Regions from separate parts of the Homo sapiens genome. Here region 1 is linked to region 2. Evidence: chromatin loops called from intact Hi-C (ENCODE). Cell type or tissue: sigmoid colon. All regions are shown on one strand. Links, peaks and the distances in the headings refer to the core of each region. The heading gives the core; the rest is flanking DNA. Region 1 overlaps KLHL26 (kelch like family member 26). Region 2 overlaps ELL (elongation factor for RNA polymerase II).

The links. Hi-C counts contacts between places; a loop is a spot of excess contacts. Peaks named below come from ENCODE experiments on the same cell type or tissue, not always from the same donor. Only the 100,000 strongest peaks of a DNase experiment are listed, where the experiment ranks them.
Region 1: it touches region 2 in a loop (1.9-fold over the local background); 6 of 110 quality-filtered maps call a loop at or near these places.

Annotation. Positions count from the first base shown.
Region 1 is chr19:18,645,454-18,661,953 of GRCh38, forward strand. All of the region lies in intron 1 of KLHL26 (kelch like family member 26), which reads left to right. Among named protein-coding and RNA genes, the nearest start is that of KLHL26, 17 kb to the left of the region's middle. RefSeq lists enhancers at 2,641-3,451, 3,452-4,262, 5,933-6,520, 11,847-12,378, 12,379-12,909 and 1 more. In sigmoid colon, for the core only: no CTCF peak of the experiment used is centred there; DNase peaks (open chromatin) are centred at 3,680, 4,238, 4,748 and 5,238; H3K4me3 peaks cover 1,825 bases; H3K27ac peaks cover 3,270 bases.
Region 2 is chr19:18,457,811-18,465,810 of GRCh38, forward strand. It overlaps ELL (elongation factor for RNA polymerase II), which reads right to left. Exons shown (of 12, transcript NM_006532.4): 3 at 7,987-8,000; 4 at 7,602-7,765; 5 at 3,768-4,042; 6 at 395-519. Among named protein-coding and RNA genes, the nearest start is that of ISYNA1, 24 kb to the left of the region's middle. RefSeq lists an enhancer at 4,274-4,333. In sigmoid colon, for the core only: a CTCF peak has its summit at 4,243 (motif pointing left); DNase peaks (open chromatin) are centred at 2,151, 2,731, 4,211, 6,991 and 6 weaker places; H3K27ac peaks cover 3,582 bases.

The sequences.
Region 1 (16,500 bases), core at 1,368-9,367, 190 kb after region 2:
CTGTTCCTGGGGGTGAGGTGGGGGGATCTGGGTGAGGGATGTGCCAGCTTCAGGCATTTGCATAAGAAGTGGTGGCTAGGCTGGGTGCTTTGGCTCACTCCTGTAATCCCAGCACTTTGGGAGCCCAAGGCAGGCAGATTACAAGGTCCAGAGTTTGAGACCAGCCTGGCCAACATAGTGAAACCCCCTCTCTACTAAAAATACAAAAATTAGTCAGGTGTGGTGGTGGGCGTCTTTAATCCCAGCAACTCTGGAGGTTGAGGCAGGAGAATCGCTTGAACCTGGGAGGAGGAGGTTGCAATGAGCCGAGATCCTGCCACTGCACTCCAGCCTGAGCGACAGAGTGAGACTCTGTATCAAAAAAAAAAAAAAAAGAAGTGATGGCTGGGACGTTGTGCCCAGGGGCTTTGCTGCCTGCTGAAAGTGTTTGCATGGAAAGTTGTGGCCGAGACGCTGCGCCCGGTGGGTTTGTCACAGTCAGTCTGGCTGGGTGGCCTTTGCCTGTTGAAGCTTTCTCCACAATCTAGATCATCTCCACCAAGCCCAGAGGCCTTGGAAGGGTCCAGCCCCCCAGCTCCTGCTAGGAAGACTTAGGGGAAGAGGTGGCTTCCCAAGGAGGTTCTTGCTACTTTGGGGAAGTTCTCATTCCTTTGGCCTCTTGCCCCTTTCTTTTTTATTATTATTAATTTTTTTTGACGTCACTCTGAGCTCAGGCTGGAGTGCAGTGGCATGATTTTGGCTCACTGCAACCTCCGCCTTCTGGGTTCAAGTGATTCTCCTGCCTCAGCCTCCCAAGTAGCTGGGACTACAGGCGCCCACTACCATGCCTGGCTAGTTTTTGTATTTTTAGGAGAGATGGGGTTTCATCATGTTGGCCAGGCTGGTCTCGAACTCCTGACCTCAGGTGATCCACCTGCCTTGGCCTCCCAAAGTGCTGGGATTACAGGCATGAGCCAGTGCGCCCGGCCTCATGCCCCTTTCAGAAGGAGGATTTTGACCCTTCCAAGACGTGGACTCAAGTCCTTCTCCTGGAAAATGTGGTCAGATATGGCGGCATGAGGTGTCTCATCATACCCATGGGTGACTGTGGCTCCCTCTTTATGGGTTGTGGCTGTGACAGATTCCTCATCTGGGAAATGGGGCTCCAGGCCCACCAGGTGGGGGGTGTCTGGGAGGAAACGAGTGGGGAGAGGTCACATGTACCTCATCAGTGTTACTGTGGCAGTGCTGACGCCCATGATGGGGACACTGCCATCCTTCTGCCCGCCATGCCCGCATGGGCCTTGAGGGGATCGTCAATGCCAGCAAGCCTTGATGTGGCGTGCGTGTGTCAGGCAGGGAAAGGAGAGGGTGAACTTGAGCCATTGGGAAGACAGTAGTGCCATGACTTGGGCCGTAAGAGGGACAGCAGCAGGGGCAGCGAGAGAGTAGAGCACGTCCAGCGTGAGCTGGAGAGGGCAGGTTCCGCCAGGAGTAGGCCTGGGAGCAGGAGCTCGGCAGGGCGGGGGCAGGGGCGGCGGGGGGTGGCGCGTCTCAGCAGGGATGGGGGCAGGTGGAACTGGGCCAGCCCAAGAAGGGCACTGGCCCACAGGCCGAGCCACATCCAGGCCACTCGATCTGCCCCTCACAGCTGAGCCCCTTCTCTGGGAAGGAGGCCACCCTCTCCTCCCCTCCTTGTCGGCAGGTCCCAAGAGCTCTGGGAGTGGAATTGCTCTGAAAGCACTCACTTCAACCTGAATCGTGCAGTGCGATCGTCACAGCTGGACTGTTTCCACCTGGTAGCTGTGACCCCCGGGACGGCCTCCTTGTCGTTGTCCGTAGTTACCGGGGAAGAAAGGCTTTATTACCCTCCGCCATAATCGCACCATCTCCAGGGAGCCCCTGCGAATGTCATCCCACCTCCCCCACGGCGATTACTTTTTATCTCACCCACCTCTCCTCAGACACTGTAAAAGGGAGGCTTTCTCCTCACTCCAGCCCTTTGGTTTTTTCCTTTTTCTGATATTTGTGTGTGTGTGTGTGTCTTACCCTTTGGTTTTAGGGAATGTTTTAGATTTGGTGTTAAGAGGCCCTGGAGGAGGAAGAGAGGAGGAGGAGGAAGAGTGGAGGAAGAGGAGGAGGAGATGAGAGGGAGGAGGAGGAAGAGGAGGAGGAGAAAAAGAGGAGGAAGAGGAGGAGGAAGAGAGGAGGAGGAGGAAAGAGAGAGGAGGAGAAAAAGAACAGGAGAATGGGGAGGGAGAGAGGAGGATGAGGGGGAAGGACACAGATAGAAATAATTCAGCGACTTGGGGCCTTGGATCCTGGAAGAAGGGGGTGGGATCTACTGAAGGCAAGGGGTGACTGGGCAGCATGTGTCCCGGCATCCCCAGCTCTTTGCTCTGTGGACAGGATTTGTTAGACACATTTCTCTGCCTTTGTGCAGGTGCCACAGTCTCCTGTGTCCACCCCATGCCTGGTGCTGGACATGAAGGGTCCATGGGACAGATGGACCCTGCCCATGGGGCGCATACATGCCAGCAGGAGTTAGAGAACGTCGTGCGGTCATTTCCGGGCTGGCTGGGCCAGGGGGCCAGGGCAGGGTTTGGGTGAGCGGCATATCAGTCAGCCTCCTGTTTTGAAAGGATCCCTCTGTAGGCCGGGTGTGGTGGCTCACACCTGTATTCCCAGCACATTGGGAGGCCAAGGCGGGTAGATCACTTGAGGTCAGGAGTTCGAGACCAGCCTGGGCAACATAGTGAGATCCAGTCTCTACTAAAAATACACAAAACTAGCTGGGCGCAGTGGCGGGTGCTTGTAGTCCCAGCTGCTCTGGAGGCTGAGGCACGAGAGTCGATTGAACCCAGGAGCCGAGATTGCACCACTGCACTCCAGCCTGGGCGACAAAGTGAGACTCTGTCTCAAAAAAGAAAGGATCCCTCTGGCAAGAGACAAGGGACCCTCGGCCAAGGTGGGCCCTGGAGGGATGGAGAGGCACACGCAGGCTTGGGGATGCCTGGAGGTTGAGCTTGTGCTGACTGATAGTGGTGGCCAGTTTCTGCCCTCCCCACCGGGCAGGCTGAAGGTCAGGGTTGTCCTTGGTCCCGCGCGGCTGCACTGCCTGCAACAAGCAGCAGACTTGGAGGCGCCACCTGGCCTAGGGGATTCGCAGCCCTTCCTGTGTTCCAGAAAAGCCCTTCATGCCTCTCCTTGCTCAGGGTTCGTGCCACTTGGAGCTCCCACAGTCCTTGAGGGCTTCAGGTCTTCCCACCAGCAGGTCCCAGTCCTGGGAATGTCCCTCCTCCTGAGAGAAGGCCTCAGTCTGGCTGCAGCTGCCCAGGAGGTCCTCAGGTAGCATCTCTTGTGGGTTCCACCTTCGAGCCACAGCCTGGAGCCAGCTCCTCCTGCTCTCTCCTCCCCATCCCAGCTCAGAGCCACTCCTGGCTCTTCCCCTTCTGGGCATCATCCCCAACTCCAGCCAGCGGGACCCTCCTAAGGCAGGAATCAGACCACCTCACTCCCCTGCCGGCCACCTGCCAGTGGCTCCCTCACTCTCAGAACAAAATCTACTTCTTGATGTGACCCGCTGGGCCCCTGAGCTTCCGCAGCTCTGACGGCTCTGCTGGGCTCTGAAGCACGCTCACTGGAATGTCCTGTCCCAGTGATTTGCACGGCTCAAGTGTTGTCTCCTCGGGGCCTGGCCACTGTGTCCACCGTGGCGCCACTGCTCGCCCTGTCGTCATGGTACATTCTCTGCTTGAGGACCCATGTCCCTGTAGAATGTACGTTCCCCAAGGGCAGGGCTTTATCAGATCTTTTTACAGTGGTGGTCCTGGCGCTGGCACAGCTACTGGCACGGGATGGATGCTTTTGAGTGTAGATCCAGTGAGTACCCCACCCCGAACAGTCTTCGATGCATACCAGAGGGGAAGCCTCCTGGCATAGCTCTGCATGCCCAGGCTGGCCGAGGGTCATCCGCCTCTTCCTCTTCACTTCATTGAACCAGCAGGGTGTGGGCGGAGAAGCAGAAATTCACAGGCATGTTGTCAGTAAACCAGCCCTGTTACCTGTTACAGAGCCCAGGGCACCATACCGTTTTGCGTGTGCTGTCTTTAGTGAGTGAGCAAAACCTCAGCCCTGCATGTTAAAGCAAAGGCGGCAAACGACAGCCGCTCTCTCCCTGTCCAGCTGTCTGAAGTGGAAGTGGGGGCCAAGCCCGCTGGGTTCCCGCTGCCGGCAGCCCCGCCCTCCTCCTCTGGTAGCCGCTCTGCAGCTGTGCGGACCAGCTCTCTTAACACTTGTTAACCCCAGCCTCCAGTCCCTTCCTGCCCCCCACCCCGCCCCTTCCACATGTCTCTCCGGAGAGGGCCGCACAGAATTCACAGGACTCGTCTCCAACGGCTGCGCCAGCAATTCCCTAGCATTCCTCCTCTGCAGAGTGGATTTTGGTGCATGTCCAGCGTGATTTCAGACCCCTCACTGCGCAGCGGAGTGCCTGATCGCTCTGTGTGCACCACCACGGTGCACACTGAAAATATTGTGATCTGGGAGGAAGTAACCAGCACCTTGGGGGAATCACAGACCTTTCCTGCGAGGGCAAGGGCTTCCGGAATTGAACAGGCTGGGCCTGGAGGAGATCTTGAGGGGTGGACCTTCAGGCTTGTAAAGGCCTGGAGGGGGGTCACCCGAGGATCGAGGCCGAAGATGTTTACTGACGCCACAACTGTGAAATTCCACAGGGGTCAAAGACGGACCCGGGCGGGAGCGGTCTGGGCTGGATATCCGGAGAGTTCTGCTCTCCACGGGATGTTAGAATTTGAGGCAGTCTGCCTAAGGAGGCAGAGCAGAGAGGCATGTGATCACCCAGATCGTCTGAGAGCGGGACATTTTCCCGGAGCGGGGTGGAAGGAGTGTCAAGGTGACTGTGAGATGACAGACACGTAGGGGAGCCCCACAGAGGACCCCCAAGACACCCTCTCTGTTGCCATCAGCCTGAGTCATCCTCTATCTGAAAAACTTCCAGGACTGAAGTTCGAGTTGGAAGCACGCGTTCTCCTTGGTGAAGTCCGTCCTGTCCCAGGAGGGCTGCGCTAGGTCTCTCCTCTGGCTCCCCCTCCTCGGGTCCTCGTGGCTCTCTGTCGTGTGAAGCGGGGGGTCAGGAGCGCACAAATGTTTATACTCCACGTGAGTCACTTGCACAGATGACGGGTGATGTTTTCCTCGCCAAGGCTGATGGCACCGGGCCCCTTTGCCGTTCCAGCCTCAGTCACGCCTCCAGTCTGTTAGCATTTAGAGTTGCTGAACTTTCGCATTGGTCAGGGGCGCGGGCAGCTTGCTGACCTTTTCTGGGAGTCGTGGCGGACGGAGTGGAGCCGTCTGTCTCGTCACAGACAGGCGGGGCTGCGGCTGGGGATGGCCGCCGCCCACTCGCCCTCAGAATGGCCCTCAGCGGGGCTTCCTGACCCCTCAGCCCCGGTAGGAAGCTGGTGTGCACTGCAGGGAGAGGCGGCAGCTGGAAAAGTGTTAAGGCCACAGTGGTTTTTCCAGAGGCTCGTCTGGAATGCCGTGGCTGGATCTGAGCCTCCTGACATCCGAGGCCCCTCTTGGTGGGGAGAGCCAGAAACCCAAGATACTGCCGTCAGTTAAAGACTCGAAGTTCACATTTTAAAAAGTGCAAGGAGACACCCGGTTTTAGGTACGTTGGGGTGCAAGGTCTGAAGGCTGGAATCTGTGGCTCCCTTCTTTCAGCTCTGTCATCCCTCTTGTCTGGGTGCTGCCCACCTGGTAGAAAGGGGACCTCACCTTGCCACTCCACTAGCCTGCCAACACCACCAGGAAGGCGACCCTTCATCCTGGTGGCTCCAGTAAAAATCCCAGGGAAGGCTCTGATTGGATCAGAAGGGCCAAGTCCCCATCCCAGGATGAATCCCTATGGCCAGGGGCCCTGGAGCCTCTGTCCAGTCTGTGTCACATCCATATTTTCAGCCCAGCAATGGGATCTGCCTGATCTCCACCACTGGGGCTGAGCATAGAGAAGAGGAGGTTCCAGAGGAGAACAGGGGGCCCTTATGAGAAGAGGGGAGGGATGGTAAACACCCCAAAAATGAAGATATTCATGACAGACCCCCTCTGATGCTGAAATTTGTGTTGTCTTTGGAAGGTGCTGGGCTAAGCTGTGGAGTGCCTGCATCTGGCCTGGCTCTGCTGGGGATGAGCAGTGCCATGTGGCAGCCCCGTCCCTTCTGGGGCTTCAACACCTGTCCTGCCAGTGGAGGCAGTGGGGTGGGCTGCCTTGCAGCACGTTACCACCCCGACATGCTAGAATTCAGCAGTGCTAGAATTTCACTGGGTTTCCAAGCGGTGCTCTGGAGCTGTGCAGTCATGTACCTACTTGCCTGAACTGTGGAGTGAAGGGATTTGCTCATTCAAGTGGTCCCTGCTGCCGGCCCAATGCAGTGGGACCAAGTCGGGGGATGGGCTGTGGCAGAAGCAGTCTCACCTCAGTGGGAGGGAATGGGAAAGGGAAGCCTCAGGCCGAGACCTGCCCACTCGTCAGCCCTGGATGGGGACCCAGCTGGGCCATGAGGGTGAGGAAAGCCATGGCAGAGAAGGCTCTGGGGTGGAGGCAGCAGAGGTGCTGAGTGCAGAAATGCTGGTGGGCTCAGGAGTGTGGTGGAGGGAGAAGGGTCTGAGGGCAAGAGGGTTGGCCACTCAGCACAGAGCACAACATGAGCAAAGGTCCAGAGACAGGATGTGCAGGAGAGTCCCACTGAGGGCTTCGCGGTGGATCCTGAAGGATCACATACACTAGGACTCGGGCCAGGAGGTCTTGTGGGGAGGAACAAGCAGTGAGCTAAGATAAGAGTTGGGCTCCAGCAGGCCAGGTGCGGTGGCTCCCGCCTGTAATCCCAGCACTTTGGGAGGCCGAGGCGGGCAGATCACCTGAGGCCGAGAGTTCGAGACCAGCCTGGTCAATGTGATGAAACCTCGTCTCTATTAAAAATACAAAAATTAGCTAGGTGTGGTAGTGGGCGCCTATAGTCCCAGCTACTCAGGAGGCTGAGGCAGGAGAATTACTTGAACCTGGGAGGTGGAGGTTGCAGAGAGCTGAGATCACACCACTGCACTCCAGCCTGAGTGACAGAGCCAGACTCCATCTCAAAAAAAAAAAAAAAAAAAGAGTTGGGCTCCAGCCCAGTGCTGCCACCTGGGAGCCATCCACCTGCCACCTCACTCATTCACTCACCCTCAAACCCCACCTCCCTGGCCAGCAGCAAGCTCTCTGCCTCCACAGCACCCCTCCCATCCTGGCTTGTACCTGGACCACAGTGTTGGGGCGTCCCCATCAGAACAGCCTCCACGAACCAAGGGAGCACCCACTTTGTATAAGGCCATCAACTGGGGTGGTGCAGTTCTGGTTCCTGGCTCCGTTGTCGGCAGGCAGCCTAGAAAAGGGGCACGGCTATCATCCCATTTTACAGATGGGGAAGTTGAGGCACAGAGAGGTTCAGGGGCTCATCCAAGGCCACACAGTAAACAAGAGGCAGAGGGACACTAGGTATGGCCAGCAGAGACCTTCTTTGGCCAGTGCACAGGTGCTTTTTGGCCTTTTCATGGTCCCAAGTGGGTGGGTCCTATGATCATCACCATGATGCAGATGGGGAGACTGAGGCTCAGAGGGCTGAGACTGCTCACCAAGGCTCTGCCTGAGCCTGGAGGATGCATGTGGAGCTAAACAGCAGGAAGAGCAAGACAGGGGCTCTTCAGGGCCGGCCCAGCACAAAGATGTGGATTTATCTGTCCATCTATCCACCCACCCTTCATCCACCATTCATCTATCTGCCACCCACTCACTCCTTCTTACCCACCTGTTCACACCTATGTCCACCAGTTCACCCACCCACCTGACCATCCATACCTCCACCTGTCCATCCACCCCACCACCCACCCACCCATCCGCCCACCCACCCACCTGCCCCTATCCACCCATCTTTTCATCAGTCCACCCTTCCATCCACCCACCCATCCACCTGCCCTTCCATCCACCCACCTACCCATGCCACCCACCCTTCCATCTACCCACCCACCCATCCATCCACCCATCCACCCACCCTTCCATCAGTCTACCCTTCCATGCACCCACCCATCCACCCTACCATCTACCCACCTAGGCACCCACCCACCCTTCACCCACCCACCCATCCATCCACCCGTCCACCCACCCTTCCATCAGTCCACACTTCCATCCACCCACCCACCCACCCTTCCATCTACCCACCTGCCCACCCACCCACCCACCCTTCCATCTACCCACCCACCCACCCATCCATCCGCCCTTCCATCAGTCCACCCTTCCATCCACCCACCCACCCTTCCATCTACCCACCTACCCACCCACCCACACACCCACCCTTTCATCTACCCACCCACCTATCCATGCACCCATCCACCCACCCTTCCATCAGTCCACCCTTCCATCCACTCACCATCCACCTGCCCTTCCATCCACCCACCTGTCCACCCACCCACCCATCCATCCACCCATCCACCCACGCTTCCATCAGTCCACTCTTCCATCCACCCACCCTTCCATCCATCCATCCACCCACCTACCCACCTACCCATCCATCCACCCATCCAGCCATCCACCCACCCTTTCATCAGGCCACCCTTCCATCCACCCACCCATCCACCTGCCCACTCTTCCATCTATCCACCCACCCATTCATCCACCCACCCACCCACCTACCCACCCACCCATCCATCTGCCCTTCTGTCTGTCACCCATCCATCTGCCCTTCCATCCACTCATCCATTAACTCATCTACTGCCCATCCAGGCACCCTTCCATCTACCCATCCACCTGCCTACCACTATCCATCTACCAACCCACCCACCCATCCACCAATCCACTCATCCACCATCTGCCCACTCATCCACCATCTGCCCACCCATCCACCTGCCCGTCCAGCCACCCTTCCATCTACTCACCTATCACTATCCATCCACCAACCCACCATCCACCAATCCTCTCATCTACCATCCGCCCACCCATCCATCCACCCATCCACCAACCTACACACCTGTCTGTCCACCCATCCACCCACCCTTTCATCCATTTATTCACCCATCCATCCATCTACCCACCCAGCTATCCACCCATCCATTCATCCGTCCATCCGTTCATCCACCCATCCATTAACTCACCTATACATCCACGCACCCTTTCATCCACCCATCCACCTATCCATCTACCCACCCATCTATCCACCCATCCATCCACTCATCCATTCACCCCTCCCTCCACCCACTTACCCATCCATTCACCCGCCCATTTACCCATCCACTCACCGATTCACCCATCTACCCACCCATTCATCTGTCTATCTACCGTTTGCCCATCCACCCACTCATTTACCCATCCATCTACCTGTCCATTCATTTGACTGCTCATCCACCCATCCAGTTGACAAGCATGACTGAGCTCCAACCATATGTTAGGCATGGCGGTGAGCACCAGAACATTACAGGAGACAGAACCTTGCCTGCTCGGCTTCCATGGGGTTCCCCTTTCAGCCATGGGGAGACAGGCTGGAAACAGATGATGTGGCAGATGGAGTGAGGAGCAGGGAAGACAAAAATGGCCCAGGTGGGGATCAGGGAGGTGGGGTGGCTGATGAGCCGTAGACCGAGGCTCTCCCAGCGGGACCTGGCAGGCACCGCCCCTTCATCTGTAGAGTGGGGTTCCCTCTCTTGCAGGGCGGCTGGAGGACTAGTGGGGTAAATCCACATTCTTGCCTGGGGCCGGCCTTGAAAAGCCCCTGTCTTGCTCTTCCTGCTGTTCAGCTCCATGTCCATCCTCCCAGCTCAGGCAGAGCCTTGGCGAGCTGTCTCAGCCCTCTGAGCCTCAGTCTCCCCATCTGTGTGATGGTCACGATCAGAGGCCCACCCACCTGGGACCGGGGAGAGGTCGACCAGCACCCGTGTGTTGGCTGAGGAAGGCCTCCTTTGGCCAAGCCTGGTGTCCCCCTGCCTCTGTTTACTGTATAACTTTGGGCCAGTGGCCGAACTTCTCTGTGCCTTCATTTCCCCATCTGTAAGATGGGATGGTAGCAGTGCCCCATCAGAGACTGCCTGCCACAAGGTGGGCCAGGAGCCAAGACTGCACAGACTGGGTGCTCCCTCGGTCCGTGAAGACTGTTCTGATGGAGACGCCCCAGCATTGTCATCTGGACATGGAGAGCCAGGATGGGAGGGGTGCTGTGGAGGCAGAGAGCTTGCTGCTGGTCAGGGAGGTGGGGTCTGAACACCCCCTTGTCTTCTGGGCCTTTGTTTGGATGGTGGGGCTTCCTCTTGTTGGCCTTGAGAAGTGGCTGGAGTTTGGCAAGTCCGGGATGGGGGCGCTGTGCATAATGTCTTCCTGTCCATTGGCCGCAGTCAGAGCCCCACACATCCTGGACTCCTGGTGGCATTGGTCAGAGGCTGGGATTAGGGCAGGACATCACAGCCCGGCCTTGAGGGCACTGGGCTTATGGTGACCCCTGAGGAGCAGGTGAGGGGTGGCCACACGTATCCATCATCCACCCACCCATGCCTCCAGCCTCCTTCCTCATCTAGAACACCCCCATGCTCCTGAGATGACAGCTTGCAAACCACTGCACCTCTAACCCCCTGTTTTCTGGAAGGTTTGAGCAAGGCTCAGGAAAGGGGAGGCCACGCAGCTTGCCCTGGCTTCATGGTGGGGTTGGTGGGGGACCTGCAGGATGGGGGTGGACGGGCCTCAGCTTTCTGCTCCCAGCTCTGTGGGCTTCACCTCTCAACCTGCTGAGCCTGAGAGCAGGGAGTGTCTCCTGCCACCTCACTGGGTCCTTGGGGTCATTGGTCGTGGTCCTTTCCAATTGATCCTCGATTCCGAAACCTGCCTGCCTGCCCTCCCTGAACTCCCGGTGTGACTTGGGCAGCCCGCCACCCTCTCTGAGCCTTGGCGTCCCTGGCCGTCACTTGGCTGTCTGGGGGTGCCAGCCCTGGGTACAGTGGCCTCCTGCTAGGCACTCCCAGATGCTCTGTCTCCTGTCATTCTGTCCCCACCCAGCAGGCACAGACAGGCTGAAGCCAAGGACAGACAGGCAGGGAATGGCTCCAGATCAGGAGGCTGGGAGGAAGGGGAAGGCCAGGGCCTCCTTCGCAGGGGTCAGAGGGCATCCATGCAGGACGCTGTGTGAGTTGGGCCAACAGGCGCAACTCACGGCGAGCCCTGTCTGCCTCAGTAGCGCGGGGCTCTTGGAGGAGGCTTGAGGGTGGGTGGGTGGGGAGGCCGCGAGGTTAGGGTGGCTCTGACCCTGCCTGGCCTGCCCAGCACGCCTGCCCTCCCAGCACAGGGCGGGAGTGGCGGGTTCCTGTTTGAAATGATTCGTGAAGATGTTGGAGAAAATCAGCATGTCAAGCAGGAGGGAGACACAGACAGCTGCACCCTGGCGGCCCCTGAGCTGCAGTCTCTGTCTCCCTGTCTCTGAGTCTCTGTCCCTCTCTCCCTGGGTCTCTGTCTCCCTGTCTCTGGGTCTCTGTCCTTCTGTCTTTGCATCTCTGTCTCTGAGTCTCTGTCCCTCTGTTTCTGCATCTCTGTCCCTCTGTCTCTGGGTCTCTGTCCCTCTGTCTCTGGATCTCTGTCTCCCTATCTCTGAGTCTCTGTCCCTTTGTCTCTGGGTCTCTGTCTCCTTGTCTCTGGGTCTCTGTCCCTCTGTCTCTGGATCTCTGTCTCCCTGTCCCTGGATCTCTGTCTCCCTGTCCCTGGGTCTCTGTCTCCCTGTCTCTGGGTCTGTGTCTCCCTGTCTCTGTCATGAGACAGGGTCATGAGAGAAGGTATCAGTGTGGTTGGAGTCTCTGTCTCCCTGTCTCTGGGTCTGTGTCTCCCTATCTCTGAGTCTCTGTGTCTTCATCTCTGGGTCTCTGTCTCCGTCTCTGGGTCTCTGTCTCCCTCTCCCTGGGTCTGTGTCTCCCTGTCTCTGAGTCTCTGGGTCTCTGAGTCTCTGTGCCTCCATATCTGGGTCTCTGTCTCCCTGTCTCTGTGTCTCTGTCTCTGGGTCTCTGTCTCTTTGTCTCTGTTGCCATCTCTGTGTCTCTGTCCCTCTGTTTCTGGGTCTCTGTCTCCCCATCTCTGTCCCTCTGTCCCAGTCTCTGGGTCTGTCAGTGGCTGAGTGTCCTGGCCTGCTGGGACACTGCGGTGGGGCCCTGCACCCGCTCCTGGCTCTCCCACTTGTCCATCCAGAAGCCATTATCTTTCCTCCACTCCCACGGGAGCCAAGGGAGGCAGAGAACAGCAGGTGCCTTGGAAGGGGCGGCCCCTTATCAGGAGGGATAACCCCAGGAAGTAGCCTTGGGCAGTCTGGGGGAGAAGCAGGGCGGCCGGGCCTCAGGGGCCTCTGAGCTGTCCCACGGGAAAGCTTGCTGACGTGAGCGTGGGGGCCGGAGCGTTTGAGGGCCAGCATGAGGTGCCGGAACCCAGCAACTCCATCCTGTGGGCTGGGAGCAGTTCCCAGTGCTGTGAAACATTGTGGTCACCATGGCAACAGTACTGGGGGAGCTGCCTTTGTGGAATGGGTGGGACCCTGCCTCTTTGCACCTTTTACCCTCGAGGCACGTGCCCAAGAGCCAGTGAGGACTGCAGCTGCTGGTGGCCAGGGGTGGGGGTGGCGGGGGAGCAGGGGCACGCTGGGCCGCGGTGTTCCCATCTTGGAGAGGGATACTGAGCCTGTGATCTCCCCGGCTGCTGGGGATTTGTGAGGCTGCATGTGAAGACCTGTGCCTGCTTGGCAAGGTCAGAGTGGGTGGGAAGGGTCATGAGAGAAGGTGTCAGTGTGGTTGGAGAGTAGGGTGGTGGCTGTGAGGCTGAGAGGTTGGTGGTGGGATTCCAGGCCCCCCACAGCTCTGGCACTCGAGCCCCACACCACCTCCCACACTGCCTGGTCGCTGTCACCCCCACCCCTGCCACCATTTCTGCTTCCCTTCCTTTCACTGGCTCTCTGTTCCTCTCTCCCTGTATTTCTCTCCTTGTCTCTCTGGGTCTCTGTCTCCCTGTCTCTGGGTCTCTGTCTCTCCCTCTCCCTCTCTCCCTGGGTCTCTGTCTCCCTCTCTCCCTGGGTCTCTGTCTCCCTCTCCGTCTCTCTAGGTCTCTGTCTCCCTCTCTCCCTGGGTCTCCGTCTCCCTGTCTCTAGGTCTCTGTCTTCCTCTCTCCCTGGGTGTCTCTTTCTCTCCCTCTTGCTGGGTCTCTCTTTCCCTCTCCCTCTGGATCTTTCTCTCCATCTCCCTCTCTCTGGGTCTCTGTCTCCCTGTCTCCCTGTCTCTAGGTATCTGTCTTCCTCTCTCTCTGGGTTTTTTTCTCCTCTTGCTGGGCCTCCGTCTCTCCCTCTCCCTTTCTCTGGGTCTCTGTCTCCCTCTCTCCCTGGGTCTCTGTCTCCCTCTCTCTGGGTCTCTGTCCCCTCTCTCTGGGTCTCTGTCTGTCCCCCTGTCCCCCTCTCTCTGGGTGCCTGTCTCCTTCTCTCTGGGTCTCTGTCTCCTTCTCTCTGGGTCTCTGTCTACCTTTCTCTGCGTCCCTGTTCCCCTCTGGGTCTCTGTACCCTCTAAGTCTCTGTCCCTTTATCTCTGAATCTGTTTTTCTCTCTCTGGGTATCTGTCCACTTCTCTCTGGGTCCTGTTTTTCTTTCTGTGGGTCCCGGTTCTTCTCTGGGTCTCTGTCCCCTCCAAGTCTCTGTCACTCCCTCTCCGAGTCTCTGTTTCCCTCTCTTGCTGGATCTCAGACAAGGCTCTCAGGATGGTCTTGGTCCAGTTGCCAGCCTGGGACTGGCTGGGAGAGAGGCTAGGGATTGGGCAGTGGCTTCTCAGCCGGCCCTGACATCCCCTGCTGTCCCCTGAAGTACAGCCTCTTCCCCACCCATGCACTGAGACCCTGGGGCGGCATCGCATCAGCCGGGGTGGGAGCCAACCAGCTGTGCTGTGCTGCTGTGCTCCTTCGAGCCACATGGACAATAAAACCAAAATTGGCTTTGAAAGTGGAAGTGCTCTCCTCTTTGAGGGGAAGTGAGGGACTGCGCGCGTCAGAACCGCCTATGAGGGGCAATGCCGGCAGGCTCCGTTCTGGCCCGAGCGCTGGGCTCCGCGTGGGGGTGGGAAAGGATTTTACAAAACCCCAAAGAAATGTTTCCATGAAATTCTTTCTTGTTCTTGCCTTTTTTTTTTCTTTTTTGGACATTCCAATGAAAAGAACCGTTCTGGGGCTTTGGATCGCTTCTCATGGGTTGGGAAGCCGACCATGGAGATGAGGCCAGCCCGGGGCCGGAGGAGGGGCGCCTGCCCTGACAGGTGCGTGCCCCTCACTCTTGTCCCCCTAGGCAGCCCCCACCTCCCTCTGCTCCTGATCCTCCCACGAGGCTTCATCCCTAGGGTGCCTGGCCGCAACCTCTGCAACTCTGAGCTTCTTGTGACCTCCCCCACGAGGCCATCGTGCCTTGGGCTGGGTTCCCCCAGAGCAGACTCTCAGGCGGGGGTTCGAGGGCCCCACGAAAGAACAGCGTGGGGAGGGAAGGAGCCTCCACAGGGTGTGTCAGTAGTGAGCAGGTGGTCCCAGGGCAACCCTTGGAGATCTCGGGAATCCCATAACAGGTGGTCCACCTGGGGGAGTTTACCCCACCCAGGCTCCCTGGATGTTAGCCCTAGCACATCCCTGCACTGGGACATCTGAGAGGAGCAGGGGTGGTGTTGCCAGGGCAGACCTGGGCGTGTCCTTGGGTCCAGCACAGGCCTGGGCCTGGCTAGGGTGCCCGATGACATTGCTGGGGGGATACAGCGGCAAGCGGGTGTCAGAATGGCCCCTAGCCCGGGCCAGGCCTGTAGCGGGGGCGTGTGGCCACTCAGAGGCCAGATTCGGGCAGAGGGTGCAGCCAGGGCGGGCAGCAATGGCCTCTTGAGACGGCCCTGGCCGGGGCTGCTGACGCATTGGCTCCGATGACTCACGTGCGGGTGACCGTCACTCGAGTGGCCGTCTGGAGACTCGGACCGGCTCAGGGCCACCGCCTTCCTGGGGGCCTGTGGCCCCGCCGTGCCGGCCGCCCCCTGTCTGGACCAGCCTGAGTAATGGGTCCTTCCCCTCCTCCCAGTGGCCGGCTGGAGAGGACCTTAGTCATCAGCCCTGGCCCCGGCCCTCCCTCCTCCGCCTGCCCACCTCCGCCCAGGCTGCGTCTCGCTTCTCCGTCCAGGCTGGGGGACTCCTGCCCCTCCTGGCCTCCTCCCTCCTTGAGTTCCCCAGGAGGGGCTGCAGTGGGGTGGGTTTGGCTTCACAGGGGCGGCAGTGAGGGTGACGTCAGGGGCCTCAGGGACAGTTGTCCCATCCCTAAGATGAGAGGAAGGAAACAGCCATGTGGAACGCGTCAGGCATCACCAGGGCATGAGGAGGAGGCCTGGGGAGGACAAGCTGCTTCCTCCCCTCTTTGGTCCAGCGTGGGCCCTGTGCCCTGTAACCAGCAGTGGATGGGCCTCACCCTGCTTTCTGGGCCTGGGGTGTCCTAAATTCCAGATGGGAGCATCCAGATTCTCCGAGTGTGTAGTCGTCACGTGCTAGTGGCAGCCTGGGTCCCAGGGCTCTGCGTTTGCTCATCTCATCCTCCAGCGGCCCTGGGGCTGGGGAGCTGGATGGTCATTTGCCCCTGCTTTGTAGCTGAGGCCTGGGTGGTTGAGTGACTGCTGAGTTCCCAGCTAACCAGAGCTGGCTTGGCCCAGGCTGCTGGCCCCTGATGTCTCCTCTGAGATGCCCTGCCAGTCAGCTGAACTGATCCTGCCTTCTGGGTTCCGGGCACCCTCTCTGCTTGCTGGGGAACCCACAGATCCCATGTTTGGAACACTGGCCCACCTCCCTGGTTTCCTGTTCCTCAGTCATCAGAGTAGCAGGGTGCAGGGCAGTAGCTCCTCTCCTCCCCAGAGGGAGGTCCTCTCTGTCCAACTTCTCAGTTCTCCAGATATGTTCTGTGCACTCATGGGCAGATGCATATGTGTGGCACTTTGAGCCCAAATAGCATCCCACTGTGTGCACTCTGCCTCTTCCTTCCTCCTGCAGCCTTGACGTCATCCCCTGCATGCAACATCTTCCCCAGGATGCGTCAGCCTCCTCACCCATCTATAGGGCAGCCCTCACTCAGAAGGTGCTGTGATTCCACGAATCTCCTTTAAGGGTGGTTAGCTTATTTCTCGTCTGTGGCCCCTAGAGATTGTATTTGGGTAAGTTTCAGAAATAGAGTTCTTGGGTAAAGGACATGAGCCTTTAGAGTGTTGCTGAGTCTACGCAGCTGCCTTCCTGGGGGTCACCTTGCTTCATAAGCCCCCCGAGAGTGTGCTTCCCTGACTGCAAGCGAGGCTGACTCTTACGTCCTTCTAGCCAGCTCTGCTTGCTTTCCTGGGAACCATTAGCCCACATTCTTTGTGCATCTTTCGATCTCACTCTGTCACCCAGGCTGGAGTGCAGTGGCACAAATATGGCTC
Region 2 (8,000 bases), core at 1-8,000:
TCAGGTTCTTGAGAGGCTCTTTTCAAAAAGTCAGTGAACTTCCCAGGCCCTGTGGGGATGCCCAGGTTGTGGAGGGAAGCATGAAGGGAAGTTGGGGACAGCTGAGGAGGGTCTCAGCAGACTGAGGCCTTTTGTCTGAAGATTCCAAGGTCGGGGCCAGTGACTCACACCTCCGTCCCACTCTGTGAGCGTGGCCTTCCCCCACCACGGGACACCCTGGGGCACCACGTGGGCAGTAGGGAGGATGGCCAGAGAGGCCTACTTGGACCCTTCCATCCTGCTCCCAAGCCCTGTGGCCTTCAGGACCACACAAGACCACCCCAGCATCCTCTGGGTAAGCTCTGGCTGCCTTCATGCGGGTGGGGACATGCTGGGGGATGGGAGGCGGCATTACCGGACGAGCACCCGCTTCAGCAGCTGCTGGTCCCCCTCCGAGTAGCCAGGCCAGTCCTTCTGCACATCCTTGTACATGCAGTCCTGCAGTGTACACGTGCCGTCCTTAGCACTCATGTTGGCCACCTGCAAGACAGAGCCAGCCATCACTTTGTGGGAATCCTGAGAGAGACGGGGGACTAGAGAAAAAAGATCTGATAGTGGGTTTGGGAGGGTGTGCAGAGACAGTGGGAGACAGACAGAGACAGAGGAGAGGAAAGAGGATGGCCCACTACCGATCCGTGATGTCTCCCACCCCCAGTTCCCCCGCACACAATCCTCAGGGTGCAGAAGGGATAATGAGGGTCATGAAGGCAGGTCCAGACTCAACTGTCTTAGAGGTGCTGGGGCCAGGCTGGCTCCAAAAAGGGGAGGGCTACCACCTGCAGTACTGAGACCCCATCACCTGCCCCCTGGCCCCTCTAGCCTGCTTTTTTTCCTTTTTTGATACAAGATCTTAGCTCACTATAGCCTAGACCTCCTGTGCTCAAGCGACCCTCCCACGTCAGCCTCCCAGGTAGGTGGGGCCACAGGTGTGCACCACTATACTCCAGCTAATTTTTTTTAAGAGATGGGATCTCGCTATGTTGTCCAGGCTTGTCTTGAACCCCTGGGCTCAAGCGATCCTCTGATCTCAGCCTCCCAATGTGCTGGGATTCCAGCCACCACACCTGGCTCCTATTTCTTCCAGGCTGGAGTGCAGTGGTGTGATCAAGGTTCACTGTAGCTGCAAACTCCTGGGCTCAAGCGATCCTCTTGCCTCAGTCTCCCAAGTAGGTGGGCTATAAGCATGCACTATCATACCCAGCTAATTTTTTGTATAGATAGGATCTCAGTATTTTGCATAGGCTGGTCTCGAGCTCCTGGCCTCAAGGATCCTCCCACCTCAGCCTCCCAAAGTGCTGGAAACAGGCGTGAGCCACCGCGCTGGGCTCCACCCCATTTCTGATCACAACTCCCAGGGAAGAGTCAGCCACGGCTGGGGATGCTGGGTGAGGGGTACCTCTGGGGCCACGTCTGAGCCCACCTTCCCTACAACCAGCCTGCCTTGCTGTTGCCGGTTGACCAAAGCTAAGTTCGTCTCCCAGACTGCTAACAAAGATGGATTCAGAACGTCTGCCTTAGAGGGATCTGAGGAAGCTCCAGGTCACTGCCCTGAGTGGGTGCTGCGTGCTGGCCTACAGGGCACTCTGGTCTCCATCTTGCTGCAGGCATAGCAGTCACTGTTTTCTGCTGCATCTGACATGGCTCTGCGTCACAGCGTATCCCATGGGGAGCATTTTTTTTTTTTTTTTGAGATGGAGTCTCGCTCAGTTGCCCAGGCTAGAGTGCAATGGCGCTATCTTGGCTCACTGCAAGCTCCGCCTCCCGGGTTCACGCCATTCTCCAGCCTCAGCCTCTGGAGTAGCTGGGACTACAGGCACCCGCCACCACGCCCGGCTAATTTTTTTGTGTGTGTATTTTTAGTAGAGATGGGGTTTCACCATGTTAGCCAGGATGGTCTCGATCTCCTGACCTCGTAATCCACTTGCCTCGGCCTCCCAAAGTGCTGGGATTACAGGCGTGAGCCACCGCGCCCGGCCCATGGGGAGCATTTTTAACAGTTGAGTAATATCCCACCCCCAAACTGCTGCCAGTTTCTCTGTAGCATAAACAGACATTACTGTGTGCAGTTTTTTTCAGGTTGGCAACAGTTTCCTTCGACGGGATTCCCAGAAGCCAGATTAGTAGGTCAAAGGCTGAATATTTTTATGGCTCATGACAGGCTTTGCTAAATATTACTCAGCCGTCAACACCCCTCCCCTTGAAGGATAGGCTTGCGGGTTTCCCTGGGGCTCAGCCAGTCCTAGAGGTGGACACCTTCCATCTCTGCTCTAGATTTTTCCACAGAGGGAGGGCCAAGCACCTTTGAGGCATGCAGTTTTGTCACTGCCATTCCTCAGCATGTCTGAGGGCCTGTGAGGGGCTGGAAATGACCAGTCTGGGTGAGGCACATCCCCCTCCTCTTCTACAAGCCAACAGTGTCCTGCTGACCCCCACAGCTGCTTGGGGGGAAGCAGCTGCATAATGAATATAGAAGCAAGAAGCAGACGAGCTGTCCAGGGGAAGTCACAGTGGCACAGGAAGGGACAATCTGCCTGCAGATGCTGGCCAGGCCTGCTCCCAGGAGGCACTGAACCAAAGTCACCTGGAGAAGCCAGGCACCAGCACAGACACCTCCTGGCCAGGCCAATGCAGGTCCCACATCTGATGACTCCATCGAGCTCCCTTCAGCAACTCCTGCTGGCACCATGCCAGCCCTAGCCTTGGGAGCAGGATGGGGGTGGACGAGGGCCAGGCTGACATCCTCCCAAGGAATGTGGAACAGGGTCCCACCAGCCGCGCACCCGAGAGGGACGCCTATGAGGAGCTCCGTAAACATGGAAGAACGTCCTTTATACAGCTGCTATCCCGGCATGCCACAGCATGTGCTTTTTGCTGCAGGCATCACCTGTGTTCCTGAGGTGCTGGATGTGACCCCGAACATCCCACTTCCATCATCCTAAAAGGTGCAAGAGGCTCAGCCATGTCTCTTCCTCCACCACAGCAGCGATCCGAGGAGACCCATCCTCAGTTCACCTCAAGGCTGCATCTGCATAGCCTGGCTAATGTTCTGAAGCCAGTGCGAGTCACTCCCCTTCCCAGGGACCCCAGGAAGCCAAGGTGGAGCCTCAGGAACCTCCATGGGTGAGGGGGGTGGAAGGCAGTCAGGGCCATCGCACCTGCTCCAATGCCCGGGGTGTTTCTCAAGAGCAGGCTCCACTCGCCAGCACCACATTCCAGATGGCCTAGCCTCCAACCCCAGGGAGGGGCACTGCAGGTCACAGATGGAAGCCTGATGGTCTGAGACGTGAAGCCCCTCACCCGGAGGCGCAGGTGGAGGGCGGCAGGCAGCTGATTCACACTGAGGCCTGCCAGGCTCTGCCAGGCACGTGTAGATTCCTTCCCCAGGCCTTGAGTCCACAAATCGTCTGCAACTGAAGCCTGAATCCACTGTGCCAGGCCCCACGGCCCGTGTGTCAGCAGACAGTGAAGGAGGGCCTGGGCTCCATGCTGAGTCCACCTCTCAACCCTGGACAGTCGGGGCCATGCCCAGAAACGCATCCATGGCCCCCTAAGCTTGTTCTAATCCAGGAGGCCCTGGCTCTCAGGCAGGTTCTGAACCTGTGAGAGACCCCAGGAAGGGCTCTTCCTTGCCAGTCCCAATCCCAGTCTCCATGCTCTGGCCCATCCCACCCGCACAAGACCATCTGCGGAGACCACTGGTAAAGACAAGACATCGGGGCGGCACCCACCTGCTGGAGGAGGCCATCCAGCGCGTCCTTGTCCGCCTGCGTCAGGCCGTCCTTCTGCAGTCGCAGCAGCAGCTCAGCCTTGCGGTAGGGCCGTAGTGCCAGGAGGTGCAGCACTCGGTCACGGAAGGGCCTCTGGGACACCCCGCTGCCCCCACTCACGGCACTGGCACCACTCTTCCTGATGGCACTCGCCAAGTTGATGGGGGTTGCCCGCTTCCGGGAGGGCACCGCGTCTGTTGCACCTGGGGCTGGTTTCCGAAACTGAACCTTCTTGCCTGCAACAAGAATCCAAGCTTTAGGGAACAGAGAGGGCGCTGCCGTGTCCTAAGCCAGTGCTGCTGACCAGGTGCCCAGAGGTTTGAGACTATAGACAGTGCTGGTGGGAGGCACCACACCAACCACAGCAAAAGCCAGCTTGCTCCTTGGGGACCCTGGGCGACCAAGAGCGCCACCTGCTGCCCAAGGCAGGCACCTGCAGGGCACCCAGCCTCAGAAGTGGGAGGTGCAGGCGGCAGAACTGTGTTAGAGCCTTACTTACTTCATCACAGGCAACCTAAATCCTGGACAGCAAAATCACCTGATCACTCTCACTCTGGTGGGCAGTGTGTGTGTGTGTGTGTGTGTGTGTGTGTGTGTGTGTGTGTATGTAATCACCTGATCACTCTGGTGGGCAGTATGTGTGTGTGAGAAATCACCTGATCACTCTGGTGGGCAATGTGTGTGTGCGTGTATGAAATCACCTGATCACTCTAGTGGGCTGTGTGTGTGTGTGTGTGTGTGTGTGTGTTTGGGCGGGGGGCGGGGGGGGAAGGATTGTTTTGTTTTTTGAGACAGGATCCTGCTCTGTCACCCAGGCTGGAGTGTAATACAATCATGGCTCATTGCAGCCCCAAACTTCTGGGCTCAAGCGATCCTCCCACCTCAGCCTCTGGAGTAGCTGGGACCACAGGTGTGCACCACCATGCCTGGCTAATTTATATTATTTGTAGAGATGGGGTCTCACTATGCTGCCCAGACTGGTCTCAAACTCATGGGCCCAAAGGACCCTCCCACCTCAGCTTTCCAAAGTGCTGGTATTATAAACCAGAGCCATCCTGCCCAACCTGAGGCAGGGGCTGTTTGTAAACCCTTCTGATGTTAAACTGGGGGTCCCTGAACTGCAAGAGGCAGTCACTCCCAAGCCTGCACTTCAGAGTCCTATGCTGGCCCCATGTGGCTGCCATTTTTGTTTTTCTAAAGTCAGTAAAGATGTCGGAGCCACTTTCAGCAGCTGCTCTGAAGACCCTGAGGTGCAAGTGGCACCCCAGCCTTAGGCCTGGTCAAGCTCTCCTCTGGCAGGCGTGGCTGTGCCCAGAGCCCTGGGGAGAGCAGGTTCCCCTCTATCCCCAACGCAGAGACGTGGGCAGGGTCCAGCACGCTGCTCCCCTGCTCTGTCCTGAACAATGATGCCCCGGCATCCTTGGGAACAGGGTCGGCCGAGCAAGCTCAACAGTGCCTCAAATCCTTCCCCCAAAAGCTCTTCGTAACAACATCACTCTGATCTTATCTCTCAAAATCTGATCTGTCAAATTAACCCAGAAAGCCTTGCTTTCAGAATACCCAGGGCCAGTGCTCACACCTCTGGGGTCTGTTCAGTGGGGTCCTGACAGCAGGGCTGGACTCACCCATATAGGGCCAGGCTGATTGACAGGGAGGAGGAGCAACCTGAGGGGGGCACTGTGAGACAGAGGAACACGCACATTCACATCTTTTTTTTTTTTTTTTTTTTTTTTTTTGAGACAGAGTCTCACTCTGTTGCGCAGGCTGGAGTGCAATGGCACAATCTCAGCTCACTGCAACCTCCGCCTTCCAGGTTCAAGAGATTCTCCTGCCTCAGCCTCCCGAGTAGCTGGGACTCCAGGCGCACGCCACCACAACTGGCTAATTTTTGTATTTTTAGTAGAGATGGGGTTTCACCATATTGGCCAGGCTGGTCTCGAACTCCTGACCTTGTGATCTCCCTGCCTTGGACTCTCAAAGTGCTGAGATTACAGGTGTGAGCCACTGCATCTGGCCACATTCACATCTTAACAGACAGCGTCCCCTACCAGAACATAAACTGTTTCAAAAACCCTCACTGGGCCAGGGGCGGTGGCTCACACCTGTAATCCCAGCACTTTGGGATGCTGAGGTGGGCGGATTACGAGGTCAGGAGATCGAGACCGTCCTGGCTAACACGGTGAAACCCCGTCTCTATTAAAAATACAAAAAAAAAGAAAATTAGCCGGGCGTGGTGGCAGGCACCTGTAGTCCCAGCTACTCGGGAGGCTGAGGCAGGAGAATGGCGTGAACCCGGGAGGCGGAGGTTGCAGTGAGCCGAGATCGCGCCACTGCACTCCAGCCTGGGCGACAGACCGCGACTCCATCTCAAAAAAAAAAAACCCTCACTGTACCCAAAGTGGTGTGCTAAGATACATTTCTGATCAAGTTTTTGGCTGAAGGACCCACAGATTTATTAACATGTATATGGGGCCAGGTGCGCTGACTCATGCCTGTAATCCCAGCATTGTGGGAGGCCCAGGCGAAAGGATCATTTGAGCCCAGGAGTCAGACACCAGCCTGTGCAACATAGCGAGGCTCTGTCTCTACAAAAAATCTAAAAGTTAGCCATGTGTGGTGGCACACACCTGTGGTCCCAGCTACTCTGGAGGCTGAGGTAGGATCACTTGAGCCTAGGAGTTTGAGGCTGCAGTGAGCTATGATTGTGCCACCGCACTCCAGCCTGAGTGACAGAGAAAGGTCCTGTCTTTAAAAAAAGAAAAAACAAAAAACAAAACACGCTGTCTCTTCAACTGTTCTCCCCACAGCAGCCCTGTGCTTGGGGCTTACAGCCCAGGGCCTCAACATCATGGACAACCCGGGCTCCCTGGCCATACAACATGTCCACCCGGACTCAGTGTTGACCAGGAAGACCAACCCCTGCACCCACATCTGGGGTTTCACTCAGAGGGAACCCCTCTGCTCAGCAAAGGGAAATCACGTGCTTTCTTCGGAAGGAGGAGAGAGAGGAATTGAAATGCCCCCGCCTTTTCTTAAAGATAAAACTCAAAAAGCCATCAAGGCTGTCGTCTGCTCTGAGCCATCTCCCTCCTCCCTGAAGCCCGGCACCCTACTCCTGCCGTAATGAGTTCCCATGACTCCTGGAGCTCTGCCTGGACTAAGAGGCGGGGTGCTGCAGCTCTGTAAACAAACAGCACTGTGCTTCCCACTGTCAAGGCCTGTTGGCTTCTCAACTGCTGAAACCGTTTCCAAGTTGATGCTGAGTGGCCAGAGCTTTCCTGCAGTGCTGGGTCGCTGGCAACAGGGCCTGTGAGGCTCATTTCCTGCCTGTTGCCGGCTGTGGTGGCGTTGGGCAGGAGCTGGCTGGTCAGGTGAGGGTGGGGGCAGCCTCCAGAGACAGACATGGGCCTTGCCCTAGGCTGCATGCCCATCTTCAGGGAGCCTGTTGATCTCCCTGACAGGTGAAGGTCCCCAAGGCTGCAGCCTGAAAGCAGGGACCACCAACTCACAGCTCCTGGAGTTCTCAGGCCCCTTTGTCCACCTCAGGCTTCACAAGCCAGCAGCTGCCATAACCCAACCCCCTATCCCTCACATAGCCCCCAGGCCCATGTGGCCATACCTCTCTTCCCAACCCAGACTCTGGTCCAGGCACGTCCTGCTCAGGGACCGACTCCTCGGTTGACCCATCATTTCTGTGCAGGGCACAGCCAGTGCCCAGCCTGGACAGGCCCCAAATGTCTCCCGACACTGGCAGCTGCCCGGCTGCCCTACAGCCCTGCCAAACCCACTGCTCACCCAGGTAGCGGCCTCCAGCCTTGATGACAATGGCACTTCGGCTCCGCGTCTCCTCCTCCGCCTGGGCCATGCTCTGCCGCGCCTTCTGGTAGGAGTCGTCGGTGGCACACACCGTGATCTTGTCCTGTATGCTGCCCAGGCAGTCCAGGTGAACTTCCCCATGACTGCAAGACAAGGCCAGGAGCTGGGGTCAGCAGCTGGGACAATGCAGGGAGGATCCGTTGAGGGCCCAAGCCCCCAGCCCACCACCTGGCCTGGAAAATGGACTCTGTCAACACCATCTCAGGCAATATGGTTTCAATGGGGCACATCTCAACCCTGGGCCAGAGGTGGCAGGGTGACCTCAAGAGCCGGCGGGGTGCTCTGGGGTGGGGCGGCGCCTCACCTGGAGACATACTG